Regions from separate parts of the Homo sapiens genome. Here regions 2 and 3 are each linked to region 1. A link is a loop called in an ENCODE intact Hi-C map of the cell type or tissue named here. Cell type or tissue: endothelial cell of umbilical vein. All regions are shown on one strand. Links, peaks and the distances in the headings refer to the core of each region. The heading gives the core; the rest is flanking DNA.

What was found. Hi-C counts contacts between places; a loop is a spot of excess contacts. Peaks named below come from ENCODE experiments on the same cell type or tissue, not always from the same donor. Only the 100,000 strongest peaks of a DNase experiment are listed, where the experiment ranks them.
Region 2: a loop joins it to region 1, with 8 times the contacts of the local background. A loop is called at or near these places in 11 of 110 quality-filtered maps.
Region 3: it touches region 1 in a loop (7-fold over the local background); 7 of 110 quality-filtered maps call a loop at or near these places.

The regions. Positions count from the first base shown.
Region 1 is chr5:123,811,441-123,817,556 of GRCh38, reverse strand. No RefSeq gene overlaps it. Among named protein-coding and RNA genes, the nearest start is that of CSNK1G3, 300 kb to the right of the region's middle. In endothelial cell of umbilical vein, for the core only: no CTCF peak of the experiment used is centred there; DNase peaks (open chromatin) are centred at 2,706, 2,836 and 3,316; H3K27ac peaks cover 792 bases.
Region 2 is chr5:123,699,378-123,701,877 of GRCh38, reverse strand. No RefSeq gene overlaps it. Among named protein-coding and RNA genes, the nearest start is that of CSNK1G3, 190 kb to the right of the region's middle. In endothelial cell of umbilical vein, for the core only: no CTCF peak of the experiment used is centred there; a DNase peak (open chromatin) is centred at 1,117; H3K27ac peaks cover 2,215 bases.
Region 3 is chr5:123,878,752-123,884,867 of GRCh38, reverse strand. No RefSeq gene overlaps it. Among named protein-coding and RNA genes, the nearest start is that of CSNK1G3, 370 kb to the right of the region's middle. In endothelial cell of umbilical vein, for the core only: no CTCF peak of the experiment used is centred there; DNase peaks (open chromatin) are centred at 1,707 and 2,857; H3K27ac peaks cover 1,589 bases.

The DNA of each region.
Region 1 (6,116 bases), core at 1,758-4,257:
AGGTGAATTATTTGAACTGGCCTTTTAAAAAAATTACTGATAAAACACTCAGATCAGTGCCAAATCTATTTCCTAGAATATTTACCCAGGCCAAGGCTGAGTTAATAGCATTCTCCAAGCTTTCTTGCTTCTGAGATATACTTGATCCATCTCACGGCAACTATTATTAGTGAAATATTACTGTCAATGCCCAGTCGGGAGCTCTCTAGCTGCATATTAACTAAACTTGGGCATTTATAAAACTAACATTATCACAATATAGTTATTAACTAAACTTGAATCACTTTAAAAAGAAGTAAAATTTAAGGAAACATCAGTTGTAGTTTCCTGAATTTAACCTAGAAATTTGATATGAATAGGATACTCAGTCAATAATGATAGATATAGATAGATAGATAGGTAGATAGATAGATAAATAGATATACACACACATACACATACCTACACATAGTGGCAGAGATAATGTTTACCTGACATTAATCAGATAAACATGGGAAAAAATGCAAAGCAACAAGTGTGAGAAGACCTCAGAAGAAAATGATGAACCCTAAGATGATATGGATTGGTTTCCCCAAGTCGATGGAGTTGGGGAAGTTGGCATGAGGAAGATAGTTTTGACCCAAGTTCAACAGAATGAGAGACTAAGTAGATAAAGATGGTAAGAAAGGGACAGAGGCCAGCTTGGAGGTGGTTAAAGATGGGTTAAAGCTGAGAACAGCAAAGATTTGGTTTTCTCACAATGAACCCAAGAATATGTTTCTTCAATCACTACATCTTGTTTAGTACTATAGATATTTTTATTGATTATTACTATAATACTAAAAAATATTATTTAATATTGTAAGCAATCACTACTTATAAGGACTCATCAGATCACAGAACTAATCTAAAATATGTTCATTTATGTACAAGAGAAAAGGAAACTGGGGTACAAGTAAACAGACTATGCATTTCACCAACTGGGCCTCAGTTTCCACCATAAAATAAAGGTATGTCTTCAAGTTAAAAGTACTGGAAAATAGTCACAGAATGGCTTAAGCAAGCAGGGAAAATATTGGCTCACTCATTTCTCTGTCTCTCTTTTCAGTTTTTCTCTGCATCGAATTTGTTTTTTGACAAGCTCTTTCGACCTGGGGTCAAAGACAGCCCATGGCAGCTCAGAGCACTAGAGCTAGCAGTCCTCAATGACACGGAGCCCTCTTTCAAAAGCTCCAGTAATACTCTCAGGAAATGTTCGAATGGGCCTGTTGGGTCACATGTCCGTACCTGACTCAATCACTGTAGCCAGGGGAATGGTGTACTGTGATAGCCAGGCCGGGTACCATGCCCATTCCTGGGGCATGGGATAGGGGGCCATGTGGTTTCTAGCCTCCCTGGATAAGGGAGGAACAACTACTGAAAGGAAAAGATGCTGTTGAAACAGATAAAATGCGAATGACCACTGCAGTGAATTATTTAACATTTTTAAAAATTAATATTCTACTACCCTAAATTTACTGACAAAACAGAGGCAATATGCATATTCTAAAACTCTTTACAAGGCGTATGTTTTGATTTCCTGAGAAAGCTCTAATGGCCCTTGCCAACACACTAAATGGCAGTTTGCATTGCCTGTGTGTTCTGTCATAAACATAACGTGCTTCACGTCTCTCCTCGGTTTATACATCTTCATTTTTAATTGGCCACTAATGTTTTCTGAATGTCTTCACATTCTCGCACAGTGCACTATAAGAAGGTAGATTCTACCCACATACACTCTCATAAAGATTTCAGAACCTTAGAATACCTCATCGGTTTGCACTGCTAGAAACGCTAGGTTTCCAAAGGGACACAACCAAGATCAAGAGGGAAGAAAGGAGTACTATCCCTGGCTGAACTCCAACTTTGGCCAAACATAAGCAAATAAGTAAAATTTGTCTTTGGTGTTTGCCTCCATCTAGGTTTCTATCTCTCAGAGCCCACAGAGCCAAAGCTTTTTCAAGATAACCCTTACTTCCCCAGACACACTTCTAGGCTGCTGCTAAAACTGAAGTTCCCTGAGAAACAAAAGAATGAGAACACAAAAAAAGCATTCAATGGTTTATTTTACATCATAAAGGGAATTCATATCAATAACAATAAGTGATAATTAATTAAAATTGAAAAAATTGTCCTTGTTCTGTGTTGCTTCCACTGAATAATTTATCACCGCATCACCAACCAACCCAAACATGGCCACGATATAGAAGGAGCAGTCTCTCTCCTTCTGCTTTTAATTTGGCTCTCCCAGCCTCACGTCTACCCCCAACAACCTTCTCACTCCCCACCCCTTGAATCCTGTGGCTTCATAGACATTTTAATGCTAATCACCATGGTGTTTAGCAGTTCCCTCTAAATCCTTGTCTAACCAAGGTGAAATTTGGTATTTTATCGGCTTTAAGCAACTGCTTCACAAAAAAGAGACCACATGACTTTGTTTCTGAAGAAGAGCAGATCATCCCGACACAACCTGAGGAATCTACAGAAAAACTACTCCTGACGTCTGCTCTGCATTAAGTCTCACTCCATGGCTTTGTTATTTTTGGACAGTGAAATTACAGAGTTGCATGCCAAGCTCTTCCCAACAGCAGGTTAATTTAGCTATGTCGGCTGCTAAGTTCCTATTTTATCCTGCTTGCCACTTAGTCGCTTAAGGACAAGTCTGGGTCTTTATCTCCTCCCAGGATGGCCTCCTAAGTGCTGCTTGTTAAAAATGACACAATGCCAATATTATAATAAAGATACAGCTTAAATATTTGAAGTAAACAACAAGGTTATTACCAACTAACTGCCAAATACAGGCTACTTCTGATAAGTCTTTCAAAAAAACAAATCAAAACAAAAACCCACATGGTTTTCATTTTTCACACACAGATAGGGTCATTTTAATATAACCAGAGATGGGGGGACACATTATGCAAATGTAGTAACAAATGTAAAATGATAAATTAGCAAGCAACTGTTTAATTATTACTGTGAGTAATTCCTGTAGATTGTGCCACAGCTAATGAACCTGAACTTGTCCTGGTTGACTGCAGTGTTCTGTTGAAACATTTCCGTTTGGTTTGTTTGCTGCCTCTGCAGCTCAGTGAAGTAGATAGCATCTGTTTAATGAGCTCCCACTTCATTACAGAGCTGTACTACTTACTGAGTCATTCTCCTTAAGCATGCAGGCTGTGTACTCTGCTGTTGTTTTAAAGCAAATACTAATTTATGATTACCTGTCACATTAGGCCATCGAAAATTGTACTCACACTGGCTCACATGAGCAGAATGCTAATGAGCTGATTACGGTCTGTGGTAGTGTCCCTTGCTTATAATCCACGGACATAAATTCAGATCCCAGTACAATATGGGCTCCAGAACAATAGATGCTGTTTGAGGGGAAGGAGAGGGAAGGAAAGGGGGGTGAAATCATCACATGTAAATGCACAGACTCTCTCAAAGCCGACAAACTCAGCAATGACCTAATTCAATGTGCACGGATCGTCAGAAACACCCGTTACACTATGTCACGTACAGAGGAAGATGAATGACTCTCTGGCTATTCACTCCCTGGCATGGTCATTATCTAATTGAAGTCTGATGCCCAAGCAAGGCGGATCCTGACACGGTGACTGCAAGCCTCTATTGTATGGAATAAATCCTATAGATGCGTCCTAAAATGATGCTTGCAGAGAAAATTCCAATCAATAACACTTTTCCAAATTGTAGCTTTTCATCTTAAAGCCTAATATTTACCTGCAGGCTTTAGCACAATGCTCTTTTACTAGTTTTTTTTCCCCCTCTGTCTTCCCTTACAAGCATGCCATTTGCACTTTCAAATACAATATTATGCAAAATACTTCACTAAATGTCTTTTATTTTTAGTTTATCCCCTATAATTTGCCCTCATAAATTAAAACTATGGGAAGATGTGATTTTTGCCTTTTTATTGGCAGTCTGCTCAGTTTGGTTTTTTGTTTGTTTATTTTAACAGTCCTTACTTTATTCTGCATGGGGACACCGTGGTTTGCGTCAGAGAGCTTGCTGCCCTTGCTGGTTCAGGGAGATCCACAAATACCACTTTCTTAGAAATGTGTGCACCAGTCATAATCTGTGGTTACAAATACTGCTTGAGACATCAAACGTGAGGATCAGCAATGATAGAGGTGGCCAAGAAACATTCATAATCACACTCACATCTAGAATATTGCTGCCCTTGCTAGTTCAGGGAGATCTACAAATATCACTTTACAGATGCCATGGGTTCCATCTATATTAGTCTCTGCAATGGAGATTAGAAAACCTAACCAAGGTAGCTTATATGATACACGAGAATACAAAGATTAGTCTTCTACATATCAGCCCCCAATACTCACTCTCTTTAATCCCTCTCCTCCTTTTTCTCCTCCTCCTCCTCCTTCTCCTCTTCCTTCTCCTTCTTCAAGACCACCTACTTAGAGACTACAACTTTCCCCCTAATAGAACTTAATATTTTTCAAATTTTCATTTTCCAGTGTTTCATTGTTCAGGACTTGCAACTGGGCTAATGGAAGGCAAGAATAAAAAGAAAAAAATGTCTACCTTTGATACTGTTAAAAGAGAAAACAGGTGACAATAAGCATGAGTCATACCTATGTATGCTCATTATACATTTTAAACTAAACCCTAAACCTTATAAACTTATATCATATAGTATCTAGCAGTTCTGGATATCATCTCTTTCAATAGGTGGCTATTTTATGCCTCATCTCTTTCTCACTACAGTGAGTGGAGTAGGCCCTAAACTAAAATGAAGCAAACCTGAATTCTTTTGTCCAAGAACTACACAGCACTCTAAACTATAATTCTGAGTTTGACTGCTTCACAGGTCAAAATAACTGCTAAGATTCCTTTTAATTCTACTATTTTATAATTCCACTTTCTTAGCAATCATTAAAGGAGCCCTAATCAGTATGGGTGTCCAAGACTATTAAATTGCTAATATTAATTTTAACCACATTTCTGATTTACTCTCATAAGATGAAAACAGTTCTTAAAAATTAGCAATTTTCTTCAATGCACAAATGAAGTGATATGGCTTTTCATTTCAAATGATGCCAATTTACACCATGGCAACCCTGACCCACTGTTTCCTGAAAGAAACCAAGGTTTAATTCATCCTTGTGATGCACAAATCTGATTCTAACTACACACAAATAATAAATTATTGGGCAAATTTGCATATAGTTTTTTTAATGGATCTTTAAGAATCTAGTAACCCAGCTCATGTTATTATCTTAATATGAATCACAAGATTTCAAGTCACTCAACAGAATATTTTTCATAATACCTATGTTTAAACTGCAGAAAAATGGAAGCAAATTAGTTAATTACTGTCTTCAGCTGTATGGGTGCTAACAAATTCTTTTTCCTCACCTATAATGAACTCCCAATGCCAGCCAAGATGGGGGAGCCGTGAGCAGCGTTGCAGGTTTTTTTCTGCAAAAACAAATTGCTTTTCCTGATTTACATGGGAAAAAAAGACTGAGTGCCTATTTACACACTGGATAATCCAATTTGATTATTTTGCAAAACAGTCACTTTCCCCTTATTGGCAGCACTAAGTATTGTGCAGGCTCTCAACTGGAAGGAAAAAGGATATGCATTAGATACAAGGCCACACAATGACTGTGCTCAATTCAACAAGTAAAGTGAGTTTATTTTAAAAAGAAGGTGGAGAGGCAATGAGAAACATTTGGTTGTATGTCTACAAAAAGTATCTGCACTTGATATCCACAAAGAAGACTAATATGGGGAAATCTCACCAAGACTGAAAAAAAAGGAGAGGTTTTATTATGTACTCTTATTTGGTGTGTCTCATAGGATTTTGCACATTTGTCCAATTCTCAAGAACACATTCTTTTGGGGCCAGAATAGAGATAACAGCTATTAAATATTCTTTCATAGGATGAGCCAGATAAAATATATGAAGATTTATAGATACAGATAAAGATATAGAAATATCTGTAATTCAGTCAATAACCAACAATATTTAAAATAGCTGAGCAATACCAGCAGGAAAAGAACGGTGTGAAGGAGTGCTAAGGGAAGGTGCAAGATTGGTAGGGTTTATA
Region 2 (2,500 bases), core at 1-2,500, 110 kb after region 1:
AAAAGTAATGTATAAACTGACCAAAAATAATCACATCCCCTTGAAACCAAGTATTTACTTTAAAAGATTAGGGCAATTTTTCTGCTTCCTGAATTGTTGGGATTATAACTCCAATTCTTCACTTACTTGGACTTTGCCAGATTTGGCTTCAAATCATGTGGCACTGATGTAAAACACACCCAGAGACCTACCATGAAGTTCAAGCACCAGGAAAGCAGCACCACAAGGAACAAGCAAAAAGTAGCAAAACAGAAAAGTTAACCACTCCCAGGATTTCTAGAACACAAAATCCGTAAGAGGCGAAACCAGCGAATCTCTCCTACATGGGAAAACTTTGTCTTATGGGGAATTTTCAGGCACAAAAATAACCCATGTGACAAATAAAGATGATAGAAACAGGTAGCAAAATCCTACAACGGGCAAGAATGCATCTGGTGTCATCTGTGACACCAAATTTCAGATTCTCTCTCACGTAGAAAAAGAGTGGGCTTCAGCCACAGGGTGGAGGGACTGCCCATTGAAAACTACATATGGTACCTCTAAAATGGTATACTGTCCCCACTGTTTTTTTAGAACAACTAGACCTGAAAATCTGTTCTGAATGGAATAATCCCCTTAAGATCTGTGTTTGGTTCCTCCCTTACTGAACAGCATCATCTCTCCGCTCTCCTTTCTACAATGTAGTGATGAATAAACTAAGTGCAAGAAAACCGCACTAATATGAGTGGAATCAAATAGATCAGGCAGGCACAATGGCTATGTTTCAGGAGGCTGGATAATTCAGGATTAAAATATGTGCCTCTGTATGCCAAGATGCAATGAGCATCCCAGCCATTTCATTCAGCAAATCAAATAGTCTCTCTTTCTCAAAGACGACCATGTTGTGGAGCAAATACATTTAGGACCAGTGTTACCGGAAGCAAAAGAATGTTTTTCCTAAGTGCCAGAAAACAGGCGATTTAGACATAAGCAAACAGCCCAAAGAACCTGCCTGACTCTTCCCTGGCAGAGGAGAGCCACAAATAAGGCAATAACATTTCAGTTTCATGAGTCAGATGCTAGAGAATGAAAAGATTTCCTCTTTCTGCTGTGGGTCATTGTGGGGATGACTTCAAGAGATATCACCATGGAGTTCACACAGCACAACAAGCACAACAATGGAAACTTGGAATGGCAGCATTGCCTGCTCTCTAACGTGCCAAATCCCTTATGTTAGCTCTTATACACATGCTATTTGCTTAGAGTATTATTTTTTTCCTCCTCATCTCTGCAATTTTGATAATAGTTTCTTTCCCATAAGTTTCTTATCTGACTGCAGAATCTAGTGGCCTTATAAGAATAATTGAAGAAACGTAAAGCCTCTCATTACCAACCAGAGAGCCTTAAATACATGTACCATAAATGTTTGTGGAATCAAACTTTGCTTAATCAACATCTGTTTGAGGCAAATAAATGTAAAAGTTATTCATTAGGGTCCAGGTCATCTCCACTATTTGAATTTGGGTAAGATTTGCTCCTGCTGTAGTCCAAAGGAGAAGTTATATTCATGAATATTTAATTAGTGCCACCTTTTAGAAAAAAAAAAAAAAACTAAAAGGAGAGCAAATAGCAGCTGCTTTCTAAAACCTTACTCTTTCTTGCATCCTCAACCTCCAATAAGAATTCTATCCAACCATGCTGCATATACAGATGTTTTAACTTTCCTCCCTGTGGCAACAATTGTAGAGTTTGTCTTACAACTCCAGCCCAACTCTTTTGGAATATACTCCACTGACAATTAGGGCAGGAAAGCTTAGGGCTCCCAGGCACTGGCATAGCTTGGGCTCCTTCCATGACCCAGTCTCTACCAAGTAGACACACCCACATGTGATTTGGAAGGCCAGAGGCAGAGCCTCGGCTTGTGCTGCTTCTTTCTGTTGATGAGCACAGCCATGGAAGATATTAATTTCTCTGTTGCAGTAATAATCAAGGACCCAGGGTCGAGTCCTTAGTATGGTGCCACACTGGACCCAGTAAGCCTTTCCTGGGGCCAGAAGAGGAGGACTGAGCAGAAGGCAAGAGAGAAAATATCCAGACTCAAGGTTCCTGACTCACAGCTCAGAAGGAAAAATAAAAACTTGTGGAGGGAGAGACAGCCAGATAGCTGAGGCCTGAATTGCTAAATAGTAAGGCTAGTGCCCTTCTCTCCTAACCTAGGCAGACAGCAACCCTTTTAGAAAAGTCTCACATCTGTGGATATGAACAGACACTTCTCAAAAGAAAACATTTATGCGGCCCAGAAACACAAGAAAAAAGGCTCACATCATCACTGGTCATTAGAGAAATGCAAATCACAACCACAATGAGATACCATCTCACACCAGTTGGAATAGTGATTATTAAAAAGTCAGGAAACAACAGATGCTGGTGAGGATATGGAGAAATAGGAATGCTTTTACACTGTTGGTGGGAGTGTAAATTAGTTCAACCATTGTGGAAGATAGTGTGGCAATTCCTCAAG
Region 3 (6,116 bases), core at 1,556-4,055, 68 kb before region 1:
AATTTTTGTATTTTTAGTAGAGACAGGGTTTCACCATGTTGGCCAGGCTGGTCTTGAACTCCCTACCTCAGGTGATCCACCCGCCTTGGCCTCCCCTAATTCTTGTAAAAAATGCCTGGATATAAAATACGGTTTTTTGAAAAATATATGAAAACAAAGACCTTAAGAATAGAGAAATCGGCCAGACGTGGTGGCTTACACCTGTTATCCCAGCACTTTGGGAGGCTGAGGCGGGCTGACTACCTGAGGTCTGGAGTTCAAGACCAGTCTGACCAACATAGTGAAACCCCGTCTCTACTAAAAATACAAAATTAGCCGGGCATGGTGGTGCATGCCTGTAATCCCAGCTACTTGGGAGGCGGAGGCAGGAGAATCACTTGAACCCGGGAGGCAGGGGTTGCAGTGAGCCAAGATTACTGCCACCACACTCCAGCCCGGGCAACAAGAGTGAAACTGTGTCTCAAAAAAAAAAAAAAGAAAGAGAATAGAGAAATGGATATACACAACTAGGGAAACATAAAACCAAGACTTTAAAAACTGCAGAAAAATAATTGTAGAACACAGAATTTTAATATTATAAACCTTGACACTGTAATATTCAGAATTACCACAATCCAGATTTATTTATAAAAACATATATTTATAAAAACACATATATTTTTATATTTGTATATTCATTGGTCTGTTTTTCCCACTAGAATGTAAGCTCCATGATGACAGGGACTTTGCTTTGTTAACTCATATCCCCAGTGCCTAGAACTGTGCCTGGCATGTATATCCAATGCATATTTACTGGATGAATGAGCACATGAATTTCCTGCCTGAACATACAATATAAAGTATCCCTCTCTCTCCACTTTGCTATGATTTGCTGGTGAATTAGAATAAGCTACCCTCCTCCCACACAGATATTTCTGTGATGCCTTCCTCTATCACTCGACTCAAAGATTTTACAGCAAATTATTATGGAAACTCTCTCATTTTATACATTGGGTTTTGTTTAGCTCTTAGTCATACTGATGGCCTATTTATCTCCCACTATATTTGATAAAGCAAATATTGATATTTTATGTGTGTATGTGTGTGTGTTGTGGTATGTCATATGTTTGTTTAATGTTTTTATCAGAAAATTTGATTATCTTTGACCTTGACTAACCCTGATATCTGAGATAATTTTTCTATTTAGTAAAACTAATTTATGTAGAATGTTTTTCTATTTTTTATTTATTAAGCAAGAGGTTGTAAAATGCTTATTCTTTTCAGATGCTATATTTATCCCAAAAGAGCTGAAAAAGTATCACTGAACTGTCAAAGAAAGGTGGTATGAAGTAGTTTAACTTGAAATATTATTTTGAGAAATATAAAGACAATGTATCTCATTAGATCAATTTTTTTCAAGAAAGAATATAGGACATCCATGTCCCATGTTAAGTTCAGCATCACAGAACTATACTGATTGAGATTCAACCTACTTTCAATTCATAATAAAATACAATTGTTGCTTTTCTTTTAATTTTCAACTAGCAAGTAGTACTCTCTCCATTAACATCAATGGAAAAACAAAAACAAAACAAAACCAGCGTCTCCACTTGGCAGGAAGTATTTATGGCTGTATATAATGCAGATAAGTTTGTTTGAGAATGTAGACAGCATTCTAGACAATCACTAGAGATAGGACCTTAATTTAACCCCAAGCCTGAAGCATTTCCTCTGGGATGTGGATGACTGATAACACGGAGGAGGGCAGAGAAAGTATAGATTTATTGAAAAATGGATGTTGCAAGCAGGGGGTGTTAAATTTCTTCCTCTAAATCATTGTTAGAAGAACAAGCTTAGATTTCTGCTTCAGGATGAAAATCCTAACTGTTGGAAGAGAGAGAAATTTTCAAAATCACAGGTAGCCGGCATTTCTAACTTTCATTTCAAAAGCATTAAACCACATACTTACCTCTAGCTCATCTTGCAATAAGACAGCATGACTACACTTGCTTTTAATATCCTCTACACAAGATTCTTCCGTGATTTTTAATTTAAAGAAAATGAGCCCTTTACTGACAGCTCGATAACCTTTCCCATGGGAACAACAGAAAAAGGTTTCCCGTTCACAGCACTAATGAGCAGTATATAATAGCCAGCTTCTTTAAATGGTGTAGTAAATATATCTTTATTAACAAACATTATGTATTATGTGTTTCTAGATCACAATATTTAAGAATAACCTTTTAACGAAGTGAATAAATAAGCCATAACAGGTTTCTTGCCCTTTACTAAGCAAAATATCAAGAACTTCTGCAAGGGCAGAGGTTAAGTGACTCTTTTATTTACTAATGATAAAGTTAATTGCATGAAACCTAATTCCACCCAGTTGGAAAAAGAATTTTTCTTTTAACACTTGACCCTCACAGTCATTTTTGAGAAATATTGCAATTCTTCAAATGAAGCTTACCCTCATCTCGCCCAATAGGTTTAACTATTGCAAGCAAAGCACTGGCTATATTCCATTTATAATGGCTAGCTAGGAACAGTAAATGTCTACTTCTTACCAGGGCTGCTCAGAGTAGCAGTTTTAATATCATTTAATAGTAAATATTCTTTATTATTCTTTTCACTGTGAACTAACCAAGTGGCACAATTCTGTGGCTAATTATAAAATCGCCTACATTACAGAAGAATTAAAACAGCAAATGAGTCATCTGGAGAGCTGCCATGGTTTTTCTAAAATTCTACACACACTGCACGTGAATTTTAATATGTAATTTTAATTACACAACTCTTCCCAGCAAACTCTTCTCATTACTTAGGCAGTGTGTGTGTGTTTCTTTTACCTTGATTACAAAGTCAAACCATTTTAGCTGAAATTAAAAATATCTGTGTATTTATAGAGAAAACAGAGGGTTGTGTTTTGATAAAGCCTCCAGAGGAGGAGGGCAAAACTTAACCCTGTAAGGAAGGAAGGCTGCCTGGTCTTCATATCAGACAGCGGCTAAGGAAATCCTAAGAGAGTTTGTTACATGAACCAGTGGGTTGAGGCAACCTTTAACGTACAGGAAACTGGAGTTAATTAAACTGTTACCGGGATCCTATCTATCATCCTAGCGTGTGCTCTATCCCAAGTCCATTTACATTTTAGAATTGAAAAAATGTTCTCAGGACTGTTGATAAACCATGTTTACTGTCTCTATTGATTTGCTACTTTTGCATAACCTTTATGTTTTAATTATCTTATAGTATTTCTTGAAGGCTCTTCTGTAGCGGTTGCTATCTGATTAGACTTTACTGGCAATTATTAAACACTAGGAGTACACCTTTTAATGGATTAATCTGCTTCAAAGTTATAAGATGACTACAGGAGTGAAACTGCCAGGAAAAAATAATGTCACCTTACTCAGTGCTATTTTCAAGCCACAGTTATTGTGTTTACTGTAGAGGAGATATGCTCAGATTATATGTGTGGAATCAGGGGAAGGGTCTTTTACATATAGTATGTCTGACACGGCATCTACCATTAATCATTAATCATATAATCAAAATACAAATTTAAAATCTCATGAATTAGCATTCTGTGAAAGAGCTAGAGTTTGACCTTTTTCTGATAATAAATATTTTTACTGAATGAAATTTTTGTTCATTGTAAATTAGAATTGCACAATGTATGTTTATTTCTTCATTTTAACTAACATTTACTGAGTACTTACAATGTATCAGGCATTGTACTAAGAGCTCATTACATGGATCACCTCATGATCATGGACTACATTAGCCCCATTTTACACATGAAAAGACAGAAGCACAGAGAGGTTAAGTAGTTTGCCTCAGGACACACAGCCTACAAGTATTTCAGTACTACAAGTATTACAGCCTGCAAGTATTGGAAACCCAACAGATTTCCAACTTAAAGTATTTGATTCTAGAACTCTGTAGCTTTACTACTAGGCCATACCCTATGGGATATATTTCAGTAATGGAACCCAAATACCACTAAATGAAGAATGACCAGGTCATGTTATGCTTTTAATATTTTAATATCTAAATACTTGCCCAGAGCTTTAATTTGAAGATCCAATTATGACAAACTGGATTCCAAAATTCAAAATAGCTCAGACCCAATTATAATATTGTTTAAAGTTTATGTGCATATATTCTATTTCAAGAAGCTTGACCATTCTGAATGGATTTCTGTAAGAAGATATAACAAGAAAAATTGATTAGATCCTGTCTGCACTTCTAAAACAAACAAAATATGATCCTGAATTTGCTGATTTACCACTATTATCTCAAAGCCAAACATTAACATCAGGAAACATATAGTATTTATCTACACAGTGTTGGTTGTAGTTAACAGGAACCTGGTAACATTTTCCCCAAACACTCTAATGACAATCCTGAGTTGAACCTTCCATTCATTTATTTTAGTTTTGAGTGTGGGAGGGAAGGAAATCCCTGATCTTTCTAGCACAAGTAGTGGACTCACAACCACTAAGTTTCTGGTGGCACATAGGATCAAAGACATCAAGCTCAGTAGGTCATATAAGCCCCTATTTCACCTTCCTCCCATCCATTCCATATTGAGTAAGCAAAACAGAATAGTGCAGTAGTTCTAAGGGCACTCTAAAGCCAGGCTGCCCGGATTCTCAAAGCTCTGCCTCACACTAGCTGCATGACCACAGACAAAATAGCCACTCTGGGGCTTAATTTCGCCATCTGTGAAGTGGGAATCATATATATTGAATATAATTTATGATGAGGATTAAATGAATTACTACTTGTAACGAACTCAGAAGAGTGGCCTATAAATAGCAAGCACAATGTGTTGTATTGCCCTATTATTAGTGGTAGAACAGTATCCTGGGCACTATGCTAGGCACAGTCTTATAACAGTCTTATAACTTTGATCTACTTAGGGATTTAATTTATTGGAAAACTAACAAATTACAGCAATAGCAAGACCTAGACCTTGACCCCACACTGTCACATCTTTTCTCTTATTTGTCTAGCCAGTGTTTATACTCCAAGGGGAACATGGCTGAAAATAGGGAAGGTCTGGATGAAATGTCAGCCTAGAGTGGCCCATTTCCCAAGACCCTCCAGGGTAATTCTGGATATGGTGATGTTCGCATGCTCCCCTGCCTAGTCAGCACCAGGGCAGCATGCAACCTCACTGGCCACACATGGGCTGCTGCCCAAGACCTTTCAATGTAACATTCTGCTTCAGCTGGAAACTTTTGCAGTATCTGCACACTCCCCTAGGAAAACATTGATCTCTTTCACCATGCTCATGGGCTGCAGGTACAAAAACAGGGATCATTTACTGAACCCTTCAAACTGGTTTGCCTACAAAGGAAAAAGAGGCATTCTTATTTTTTTATATCAGTTGATCTTACTCTATTCCAATAATAACCCACCCACAGTTACAAATGCAGAGGAAACTGACAGACAGGCACTGTCTGCCTTGTCATCTAACAGTTCATTGTCTCTCTCCCTCCCTGCACCAGCAGTGATCCAGGATGAGCAGGATATAGGTTGGGCCACGGTTCTCTAGTGCCAGCTCTGCATACCTGTGGATTCAGCAATGCACTCTTTAGCCCCCAGCCCCCCTCAGGAATTCCTAGAGGAGCCCAGCGCTCCCTCTCTTCCTGGCCTGCCTGTGGCCCAAAATACCCTTCCTTGAAATCCAAAGCCCAAAGCTTCCACCTACAGAATATAGGCAATCTGGTCTACTTCCTTTCTCCGTGTTTAACCCCTTACTGATCACTGTAGGGCTTGATGTAGTCCAGCGTTACCTGTTTTATGTGTAATACTGGGGTTTCACAAGATGTATAGGTGGCAGATGGACACACTATTCTACCCTGTATTTTAATAATTACTTATTTTAATATATTTAGATACATTAGCATATCAAAATTATCATTTCATCAATATTCTTGCTTATAATAAATCCAAGAAAACAAAAATAATTTAAAGTTATACAATGGAAAAAGAAAATAATTTTGTGTAGATGATCTACGAAGATAGTACACAAACAAGTGGAGTTTGAGGAAGGCCATTGACCTACCTTAACTATATATATGGTGAACTCAATTTTATGGCTAAGAATAAGAACATTATTCTGCCTGTTC